2 separate regions of the Homo sapiens genome follow, and region 2 is linked to region 1. A link is a loop called in an ENCODE intact Hi-C map of the cell type or tissue named here. Cell type or tissue: Caco-2. All regions are shown on one strand. Links, peaks and the distances in the headings refer to the core of each region. The heading gives the core; the rest is flanking DNA. Region 1 overlaps C11orf65 (chromosome 11 open reading frame 65). Region 2 overlaps EXPH5 (exophilin 5).

Evidence for each region. A loop is a pair of places that touch in the nucleus more often than their neighbours do. Peaks named below come from ENCODE experiments on the same cell type or tissue, not always from the same donor. Only the 100,000 strongest peaks of a DNase experiment are listed, where the experiment ranks them.
Region 2: a loop joins it to region 1, with 2.7 times the contacts of the local background. A loop is called at or near these places in 1 of 110 quality-filtered maps.

What each region holds. Positions count from the first base shown.
Region 1 is chr11:108,414,988-108,420,370 of GRCh38, reverse strand. The region is part of intron 3 of C11orf65 (chromosome 11 open reading frame 65); the gene reads left to right. Among named protein-coding and RNA genes, the nearest start is that of C11orf65, 50 kb to the left of the region's middle. In Caco-2, for the core only: a CTCF peak has its summit at 2,630 (motif pointing left); a DNase peak (open chromatin) is centred at 2,600.
Region 2 is chr11:108,547,339-108,552,721 of GRCh38, reverse strand. The region is part of intron 1 of EXPH5 (exophilin 5); the gene reads left to right. Among named protein-coding and RNA genes, the nearest start is that of EXPH5, 44 kb to the left of the region's middle. In Caco-2, for the core only: no CTCF peak of the experiment used is centred there; a DNase peak (open chromatin) is centred at 3,031.

The DNA of each region.
Region 1 (5,383 bases), core at 154-5,153:
ACTCTTCTTCTGCCCAGTTCTTCTTCCCTCCCCTTTCTTCCATAGGTATTGAGCCCTAATAAACCTGTGGCACTCAAACTTCATATAAGCATCTTCTTTTGGAAAACCTAATTTGAAATGTTATTTAGTTCTTCTAAATTTTCTCTGAACAAATGCTTTATAGTTTTCTATAGAGAGGTCTTACATATCTTTTGCTAGATTTATAACTTGCTTTTTAATGCTCCTATAAATGGTTAATTACAAAATTTTTATTTTCTTATTTTTGATGCTATTATGTAGAAAGACAATCAATTTTTGCACATTAGCTTTGTTCCCAACAACTTTGCAATCCTCATTTATTAATTCTAATAATGTGTACATTGATTATTTTGGATTTTCAATATAAACAATCATGTCATCCTCAATGAGTTTTGTTTTTGCCTTTTCAAACATGATACATTTTATTTCTTTTTCTTGCCATTATACACTGGCTAGAGCCTTCAGTAATGGTGAATAGAAGTGATAACCACTGTCTTATTCTGGATTTCAGAGGGAAAGGATCAATATTTCATCATTAAGTATGAGGTATGCTATTTTTGTTTGTTTGTTTGTTATAGAATCCTTTTATCTGATTAAGGAAGTTTCCTTCTATTCCTGTTGAACTAAAAGAGTTTTTTGATTTTATTTTTAGAGGCCAGGTCTCACTCTGTTACCCAGGCTGGAGTGCATTGGTGCCATCATAGCTCACTGCAGCCTCAACCTCCTGGGCTCAAGTGATCCTTCCACCTCAGCCTCCCAAGTAGCTGGGACCACAGGTGTGGGCCACCATGCCCAGCTAATTTTTTAAAACTTTTTTTGTAGAGACAGAGTCTTCCTATGTTGCCCAGACTGGTCTCAAACTCTTGTCCTCAAGCAATCCTCCTGCCTTGGCCTTTGAAAGTGCCAGGATTACAGACATGAGCCACTGTGCCCAGACAAGAGTTTTTTAGAAATCCAAGAACAGATGCTAAATTTTATGAGACCTTTTTTGCTTTAATTGAGATACAATTTTTCTTTTGTTCTTATTTTTTGTTTGAATGTTAAATCGTCTTAGCGTTCCTAGAATAGGTACATTTTGGTTATGATTATCTTATCCCTTTAAAATATCACTGAATTTAGTTTGCTAATATTTGGTATAAATATTTGCACCTGTGTTCCTGCAGAACGTCTAATTTACTGTCTCTGTCAGATTTTGGTATCACATTTAGCTGGCCTCCTAAAACAAATTGGGAAATGTTTCTACTCTGTTTATTTTCTGAATTTCTTTTTCACATTGAGTGTTATTTTCATCCTTAAATGTACTTTGTAAGGATTTACTAATGAAACCATCTGTGCCAGAAGTTTTTTCCATGAAAAGATTTTAAATTACATTCAATTTAGAATTATAGTTCTATTTCTATTTTGTATTTCTTCTTGTGCTAGCTCTGATAAGTTGTATTTTTCTAGGAAGTTTTCATCTAAATTTTCAAATTTATTAGCTTAAAATTATTCATAATACTTTTTATGATCTTTCTAATGCCTTAGAATCTGTAATAGTTATCTTTATTTTATTCCTGGTATTGGTTATTTGCATCTCCTCTTTTTTTTCTTGAGCAGTCTCTTTGGAGTTTATTACTTTTATTGGTCTTTTCCAAAAACAATTTTTAGCTTTGTTGTTTCTTTGTGTTGTTCATTTGTGTCCTACCTCATCATTTTCTGCTGTTTATTATTTCCTTCTTTATATTTTCTTTGAATTCTGTTTGCTGTTATTTTTCTAACTTTTTGAAATGGATGCTGAATTTATTGACTTGTAGCCTTTTCTGGTATATGTATTTAAGGACATAAATTTTTATCTAAGAATGGTCTTAGCTGCAGCTTACAAGTTTTGATATGTCATATTTTCATATCAAATTCAGTTCAAAATATTTTAAAATTTCTACTTTATTTCAGTTATTTAATTTGGAAATTAGCCAGTTATCTTTTTGTTGTCAGCCCTTATCTTGATTGTGCTGTACTTTCAATCCTCTGTTGTCTATTTTTTATAAATTTTTATCTGTACTTGAAAAGAATATATATTTTTTAGTTATTGAGCATAGTATTGCATAGATGTCAATTAGGTCAAATTTTTCAGTTATGTTGATCAAATCTTCTATAGCCTTACTGAATATTTTTGTCTAGTTATACTATCAGTTACTGAGAGATATGTATTAAAAGCTTCCACTATGACTGAAGATTTGTCTATTTTTCTGGTGGTTTGTATATATTTGAGACCATGTTATTAAGTGAATACTTCAGATTATTGTATCTTTCTTGAATTGAACCTTTTATCATTATAAAGTGTGTCCCTTAAGGTCTCAAATTTCTGGTATTAATACAACCACACCAACTGTCTCTTTTTTTTTTTTTAACAAATCAGAAAGTTTTACTGTCAGTAATATTGTGTTTCCTTTTTTTATTATCATACTTTAAGTTTTGAGATACTTGTGCAGAATGTGCAGGTTTGTTACATAGGTATACACTTGCCATGGTGGTTTGCTGCACTCATCAACCCATCATCTACATTAGGTATTTCTCCTAATGCTGTCCCTCCCCTAGCCCGCCACCTGCTGACAGGCCCCAGAGTGTGATGTTCCCCTCCCTGTGTCCATGTGTTCATTCTCATTGTTCAACTCCCATTATGAGTGAGAACATGCGCACACCAACTGTCTCTTATTTGCATGGTACATCTTTCCTGTCATTTTACTTCCAACATTCTGAATCTTTACATTTTTGCTGTGTCTTTTTATAGGCAGCAGGTTTTTTTTTGTTTGTTTGTTTTTGTTTTTTTGAGACAGAGTCTCGTTCTGTTGCCCAGGCTAGAGTGAAGTGGCACTATCTATCTCAGCTCACTGCAACCTCCACCTCCCGGGTTCAAGCATTCTTGTGCTCCAGCCTCCCCAGTAGTTGGAATTACAGGCATGTGCCACCACGCCCGGCTAATTTTTTGTATTTTTAGTAGAGATGGTATTTTGCCATGTTGCCCAGGCTGGTTTCAAACTCCTGAACTCAGGCAATCCTCCTGCCTCGGCCTCCCAAAGTGCTGGGATTACAGGTGTGAGCCGCCGCACCTGACCTGGCAGCAGGTTGTTAGCTAACATTTTTTATCCAGTAGGATACTCTTTGTCTTTTGTCAGAACATTTACTTCATTCACATGTAATGTAATTACTGATGTTTGGGGATTTAAATCTACCCTGTTACTATTTACTCTCTGTATGTCTCAGACGTTCTACGTTCTTTTTCAACATGTTATGGCCTTCTATGGGAATGAGTTTTTTATATTTTTCTCTATATATTATCATTCTTTTAAACTTATTCAAGAGATTGCAACATGCATATTTGACTTATGAAATCATATATAGATTTGCATTTTTATCTTCTCCCAGACAATGCACTTATTTCTCATTATCCCCTTTGACTTATATTCTTGCTGTTGTTCTTTTAAATTCTCTATTGATGGATCTTATGGTAAGAGTACATTTAGTTCAATAAGAAACTGCCAAACTTTTTCCAAAGTGGCTGTGCCATTTTGCATTCCGACCAGCAAAGAATTACCACTCCACATCCTTGCTAGCATCTAGTGTTGTCAGTATTTGAATTTGGTCATTCTAAAAGGTGTATAGAGGTATCTCATTGTTTTTGTTTTGTTGTTGTTGTTGTTTTGACACGGAGTTTCTGTCGCCCAGGCTGGAGTGCAGTGTCACAATCTCAGCTCATTGCAACCTCTGCCTCCCAGGTTCAAGTGATTCTCCTGCCTCAGTGTCCCGAGTAGCTGGAATTCACACCCCATCACGCCCGTCTAATTTTTGTATTTTTAGTAGAGACGGGGTTTCACCATGTTAGCCATGGCTGGTCTCAAACTCCTGACCTCAAGTGATCCACCTGCCTCAGCCTCCCAAAGTGTTGTGATTGCAGGCTTGAGCCACCATGCCCGGGCCCTCATTGTTGTTTTAATTTGTAATTCCTTAATGACATACAACGTTGACCATCTTTTCATATGCTTATGTATCGTCTGTATATCTTCTTTAGTGAAGATAGCTTTACAGGTCCTTTGCCCATTTTTAATTCAGGTTGTTTGTTTTCTTATAGTGAAGGTTAAAGAGTTCTTTGTATATTTTAAATACCAGCCCTTTATCAGATATGTGTTTTGCAAGTATTTTCTTCCCAGTTTATGACCTGTCTTTTCATTATCTTAATGTCTTTCATTGAGTACAACTTTTTAATGAAGTCCGTCATATCTATTATGCTTTTGGTGTTATATCTAAAAAGTCATCACCAAACCCAAGCTCACCTAGATTTCCTCCTATGTTATCTTCTAAGAGTTATATAGTTTTGCATTTTACATTTAAGTTATGATCCAGTTTTAGTTACTGTTTTGTGAAAGGTGTAAGATCTTTGTCTAGATTTTTTTTTTCTTGAACGTGGATTCCCGCAATGTCCAAATGGTGTTCCAGCACCATTTGTTGAAGACTATTCTTTTGTCACTAAATTGCCTTTGCCCCTTTGTCAGAGAATAGTTAACTGTTTGTGTGGGTCTATTTCTGGGCTCTGTCTTCTGTTGCATTGATTTATTTGTGTATTCTTTCACCAGTACCACAGTGTCTTGATTATTGTAGTTTCGTGGTAAGTCTTGAAGTTGGGTGGTGTCAATTCTCCAACTTTGTTGTTCACCTGAAATATTATAGTGGCTATTCTGGGTCTTTTGCCTTTCCACTTAAAATTTATAATCAGTTTGTCCTTATACACAAAATAAGTTCCTGGGATTTTGATTGAGATTGCATTGAATCTATAGATCCAGAAAGATGGGAAGAACAGACATCTTGACAATATTGAGTCTTCCTATTCGGGTGTATGGAATATCTCTCCATTCATTTAAATCTTCTTTGATTTCCTTCATCACGGTCTTGTAGTTTCCCTCATATCGATTTTTATATATTTTGTTAGATTTATACCTAAGTATTTTACTTTTTTGCGTGCTGATATAAATGACAATGTGTTTTAAAATTTCAAATTCTGGTTGCTTATTGCTGGTATATAATAAAGCAGTTGATTAGTATATTAACCTTGTGATTCATTGGGATTTTTTAACATAGACAATCATGTCATCTGAGAACAAAGACAGTTCTTTTTCTCCCTTCTCAATCTGTATACTTTTCATTTCCTTTTCTTGTCTTATTGCATTAGCTAGGACTTCCAGTGTGATGTTGAATAGAAAAGGTGAGGGGACATCTTTGTAGGAAAACATTTAGTTTCTCACCATTAAGTATGATATTAGGTGTATGTTTCTTGTAGATATTATTAATTAGAGGAAGTTCCCCTCTAGTCCTAGTTTGCCAAAGTTGTTATCAT
Region 2 (5,383 bases), core at 217-5,216, 130 kb before region 1:
TGGTCTCAAACTCCTGGGCTCAAGTAATCCTTCCACCTTGGCCTCCCAAAGGCTCTGGGATTACAGACATGAGCTACCATACAATGGTCAATTTTTTAAATACAGAAAATATTGCTTTTTATCGTAGAGTAGGCAGTCTCTATCACAGCCATTCACGGAGTTGAAGTGGGCTTTATTATCCAGCTTGGCTTAAAAGCTGGTGCCATTATTTTGTTGCCTCTCTTTGAGTCCTAAAGGGCTGTTGCTGTTACTGTTGTTGTTGCTTGCTTACTTTATAAAGTTTACCACTTTTCCTTATCTGAGCTTCCCTTCCTTCAGACTTCCGTGTATGATTTAACTTTACCCTTATGAAAAGAACACATTTTTCAATATACTTGCTTGCTTTTTCTAATCCTTGCCCCTCCCTGAGTCTTGGCCGTGGGCTGAACCAAAGAGCAGGCTCTGATGTCAGCGACAAAGGCTCTCAAATAACAATCTTTTCAGAAGATCAACAGGGAGAGAGACCAGGCCCCGGATGATAAAGCTACTGGTGCAGCCACTGAACCACAGGGCTTTCTCTTCCTTCACTCTGCCTCTTTCTGATTGGGAACACACAACAGTTGTTTTAAAGCTTTCCCTGGAGGGTGAGTGATAAGAAACCTATTACCTGGAAGTATCGCCTTTCTAAAGTAGGAGAACAAAAGGCCACACTTTCCCCAGATGGTGAGTCTCTTGGGGCTTCAGGGTTTGGAAAAGGCTCTTGCTTGGACATCCTGATCCGTCTTCCATTATGACACTGGCCCGACGTTTAAGCTCTGACTCGGGATACAGTTCCTGCCCCATCCTCTCCATTTGTGCTTTTCCTTGTGTTGTGGTTGCTGGGCAATATGACAAAATTATGTTTGGATTCCTGCGTGGGAGGAAAACTTTAATACTGCTTTGATCTGCAAATCAAAGGACAAAGTCACTTTCACAGGATTTGATGTAATTGGAAACTTCATTCTGGGGTTGGCTGATGGCTGAACTTGTAGGAGATCAAGGGACTATTTGGCAAGATGTCCTTAAGGAGTGGAGGGTTGACAGAGATTGGGGTGCTTAGCTGCCTGGAAGGAGAACGAGGTGTAACAAGACGGTCAGGTCCGCGAAGATCAGCTGTAAAAGAAAAAAAACAATGTGTATACAGAAGCAAGGGAGTAAGAAAAGTGAAGGAGAAATGTCAGAGATGTCAGAGAGGAGATAAACAGAGAAGTGAGAACATCAAAAAGAGGAATGGATGCCTTTGGCAAGAGGAGCTGATAAAGGGAACTATTCTGAGAAACATTTGAGATTTTTCTGACAAGAAAATGGAAGCTATTCCTGGCTTAGGGAATTGTTTGTTTTCAAACTTGCATAACTGCTCTCTCTTCAATCATATTTGAATTCTCATTACTGCCTGTTTAATTGGCAAAAGTCACTGTAAGTTTGTATCAATTGCATTGTTTCTTAGTGGGGTTAATAATACCCACAGACAATGAGATACACGGTTAGGAGAACATGGGTTTTAGACTCAGAGGCGTGTGGGTTCGCGTCTCAGTTCGGCAGCTCCAGCAGAACTTCCATGTCCTCTCTGTAAATGAGGACGATGCTGGAGCAGTGTTAGGGTGAGGATTGGCAATAAGAACTGCAAAATCCGGCAGATGGCAAGAGCTCAGTTCATATCATCGGTTATTATTTTTTATTGGTATGATTTCACCCGAAGACAGGGTGTTTGGCCAGATTATATCTGGAGACCTCTTTCGGCTTTATAAGATTTCCCAATGATTTGGATGTGATGTAGGAATGTTGAGGCTTTTCTGACCATAGATTTTAGACTGGAAGATGTCTTCAAGATAACCTCATCTGTATCCATGTTTTTTTCAATTTGTACATAACGAACCACCCCAAATTTTATTTTTATTTTTTATTTATTTATTTATTTATTTTTTGAGACGAAGTCTCACTCTGTTGCCCAGGCTGGAGTGCAGTGGCATAATCTTGGCTCACTGCAACCTCTGCCTCCCAGGTTCAAGCAATTCTCCTGCCTCAGCCTCCCGAGTAGCTGGGATTACAAGCATGCACCACCACGCCCAGCTAATTTTTATATTTTTAGTAGAGACAGCATTTCTCCATGTTAGCTAGGCTGGTCTCGAACTCCTGGCCTCAAATGATCCGTCTGCCTCGGTCTCCCAAAGTGATGGGATTTCAGATGTGAGCCACTGCTCCCAGTCTCACCCCAAAATTTAAAGGCTTAAAACTACTTCTGTTTATTAGCTTACCATTCCGTGGGCTAGCCATTTGGTCTGGGCTCAGCTGGGTGGGTTGCCGGGGATCACTCATTGGGCACCACTATGACAGCTTGGCTGGGTCTGGATGGTCTAAGATGCCTTCACCCACATGTTGGGTAGTTGGCAATGGCTCTCTGCCAGGCCTCTTTCTGTGTATGGTCTCATCCTCAAGGAGACTAACCCAAGCTTCCTTATACAGAAGTCTCAAGATCCCAAGAGGAAGAGAGCAGAAGCTATAAGATCCATTGAGGCCTGGACTCAGAAGTCTCAGTTTCACTTCCACCATATTCTATTGGTCTTAGCAAGTGCAAGTCTGGCCCAGATTCCAGGAGGAGGTGAAAGGAGGTGCCTCTTAACAGTAGTTGTCCTGGCTCAGTCTTACTTCAAAGGCCAGAACTATTTCTGTTTTGCTTCCTTGGTAATAGTAAACACAATGCCATCACTGACTACCCGAACCTTGAATTTTCCAGCTGTTGACTGTACCTGTTCATCCACTTTCCTTACAACCACTAGGAAAGAGGTAAAAGAGACCCCACCTCCTAAGAGTGGCAAAAAGTCACATTGCCAAGGAGTGTACCTCCAGGAATGATGGGAATTGTGGAGGAATTCTTTGCAAACAATCTACACATCATTTATTCCTCTTTGACAAGTGGGGAAAGAAAAACCAAGAAAGTTAAATATTTGGCCAAGATCACCCAGCTAGAACCTGACACTACTCCTGGGCTCTGTCTCCTACCTGATAGTAACTCAAGAATGGGCCAGGGAGGGTATCATTAACAAGGAGCAGATAAGTGGGGCCAAAGGATTACTTACACACAATGACCGGGAGATAAATGGACAGCTATCATTTACTGAGCACGTTCTAAATGGTTAGTACATAATTAATTTGTCCTGGAGAAAAGATGGGCACAAAGCCTTGCTCAGAATAAAGTCAAACAAAAGTGACAAGCAAAGGTCAGCAAGGACTAAGTTGGGAAAGACAAAGAAGAGGAGGGGGAGGTGGGTGTCATAACTCAAGGCTGGAAATAAAGGAAAAATAAGTTTAACTCAGGAATCGGAACATAAGAGGAGTGGTGTGTTCCAGAGGTGCTAGGATGAAATCCAAGGCAGCATTTCACAGACGGATTCATGTGAATGAAGAAAGGACATTTTGACTTGGAACAGAGGGCTGGGCCTCTGGCCTAGCAAGAAAAGACCTGATTTAGTTTAATCAAGTTGATCAGCCTCAGGGTAAAACAAATTAGAAGTGTAGACAACAGTCCCTTGTGATATGTTGAGTCAAGCTGGACTAATTAAGCAAGCAAGCTGTGTATTAGTAATTTCCCTGTATGTATGTCATTCTCAACCCTGAGGTTCTCATTGGCATAAAGTGGATGGTACATCCCAGTTGGTGCTGAACATATAACAAGCCCACATGGAAGAGGAAGAGCGTTGTGCAGGCTGGTTATGAAGTTGGTTGAATTCTGTTTACAAACAAATGTTATCTTTGTCAAACTGAGGCTAGTGGAAATAGAAAGTACTGTCCTCAAGTTTTGTCACCACACTTCCACTTTATGTTTAGAATTTTTTCTTACTTGCTAATGTTGAGTGTATTTGATAGTTTTTTTAAGTAAATGAATGAATCTAGACCACTGATTTTATAATTGTTTTGCTCCTTTTAGTACCAGAAGCTCAGTTAACCATTGTCAATGTACAAACTATACTTCATAGGGCTCTTGGGTGTGTAGGGTTAAGAAGATGAATTACACGTACCCAGAGAGTTTGAATTTAGACTTTTATGTCATCGTTTCCCTTCCTGGGTCACCCTTACATCAAAGGTCAAAACTATTTCTGTGTTGCTTCCTTGGTAATAGTAAACATAATGCCATTATCGACTACCTGAACCTTGAATATTCTGGCTGATGACTGTACCTGTTCATCACTTTCCTGACAGCCATCTCCAGAGTTATCCTTAAAATATTTCTGCTTTAAAAATATTTGAATTTCTTCAAAATCTTGCCCCCTTCATGTATCTGCATGACACTACTGTCTGAATTTCATTTCTCACTATCTTCAGGAAACAAATACTAACATAAACATATCCATGGATTATTTATGTTTTACTTCCAACAGCCTTAGCCAGAGTCAGGTTTGTACAGCTCAGCATTCAAAATTTAATCAAAATGAAAGTCAATCTCATCACAATAAGATAACAAAAAAAAGAAAAAAAAGTCAAAAACTTTCTTATTTAAAACACATAAGAAAAATGAGCTGGTTTTTAAATTAAACATTTCTTATTCCAGTAAAGAACTCTGAGACACTGATTTTTTTTTTTTTTTTTTTTTTTTTTTAAAGATGAAGTGTCACTCTGTCGCCCAGGCTGGAGTGCAGTGGTGCAATCTCGGCTCACTGCAACCTCCGCCTCCTGGGTTTAAGTGATTCTTCTGCCTCAGCCTCCTCAGTAGCTGGGATTACAGGCACCCGCCACCAAGCCCAGCTAATTTTGTATTTTTAGTAGAGATGGTGTTTCGCCATGTTGGCCAGGCTGGTCTTGAACTACTGACCTCAGGTGATCCACCTGCCTTGGCCTCCCAAAGTGCTGGGATTACAGGCATGAGCTACTGCGCCCAGCCAAGACACTGATTTAAAAATTGACGAAACGCTCAATTGCCAAGTCACAAAGTATAATTACTAAACAAACATAAGGGAAGGGTTCAAACCTTCCTCTTATCAAAGAAATGTAACATATTTTATTAAACAAAGAAAGATTCTTAAAAATAATTACTAACAATTATAAATAGTAACACCAAAATATTAGAAAAATAAAAATACTTGAAATAATAATACCTTGTCTTCCAAGGATGCCTAGTGGCAGACTTGTACATTGCTGGCATAAGTGATATTGGTACAGTTATTTTGGTAGTATGTATAAAGAATGACAAAAAGGGCTGTGCTCCGTGGTTCATGCCTGTAATCCCAGCACTTTGGGAGGCCAAGGTGGGAGGATCACTTGAGGCCAAGAGTGAGAGACCAGCCTGGGCAACAGAGTGAGACCTCTCTACTTTTGTAGAGATCTCCATCTCTACAAAAAATAAAAATATTAGCTGGGCATAGTAGCGTGC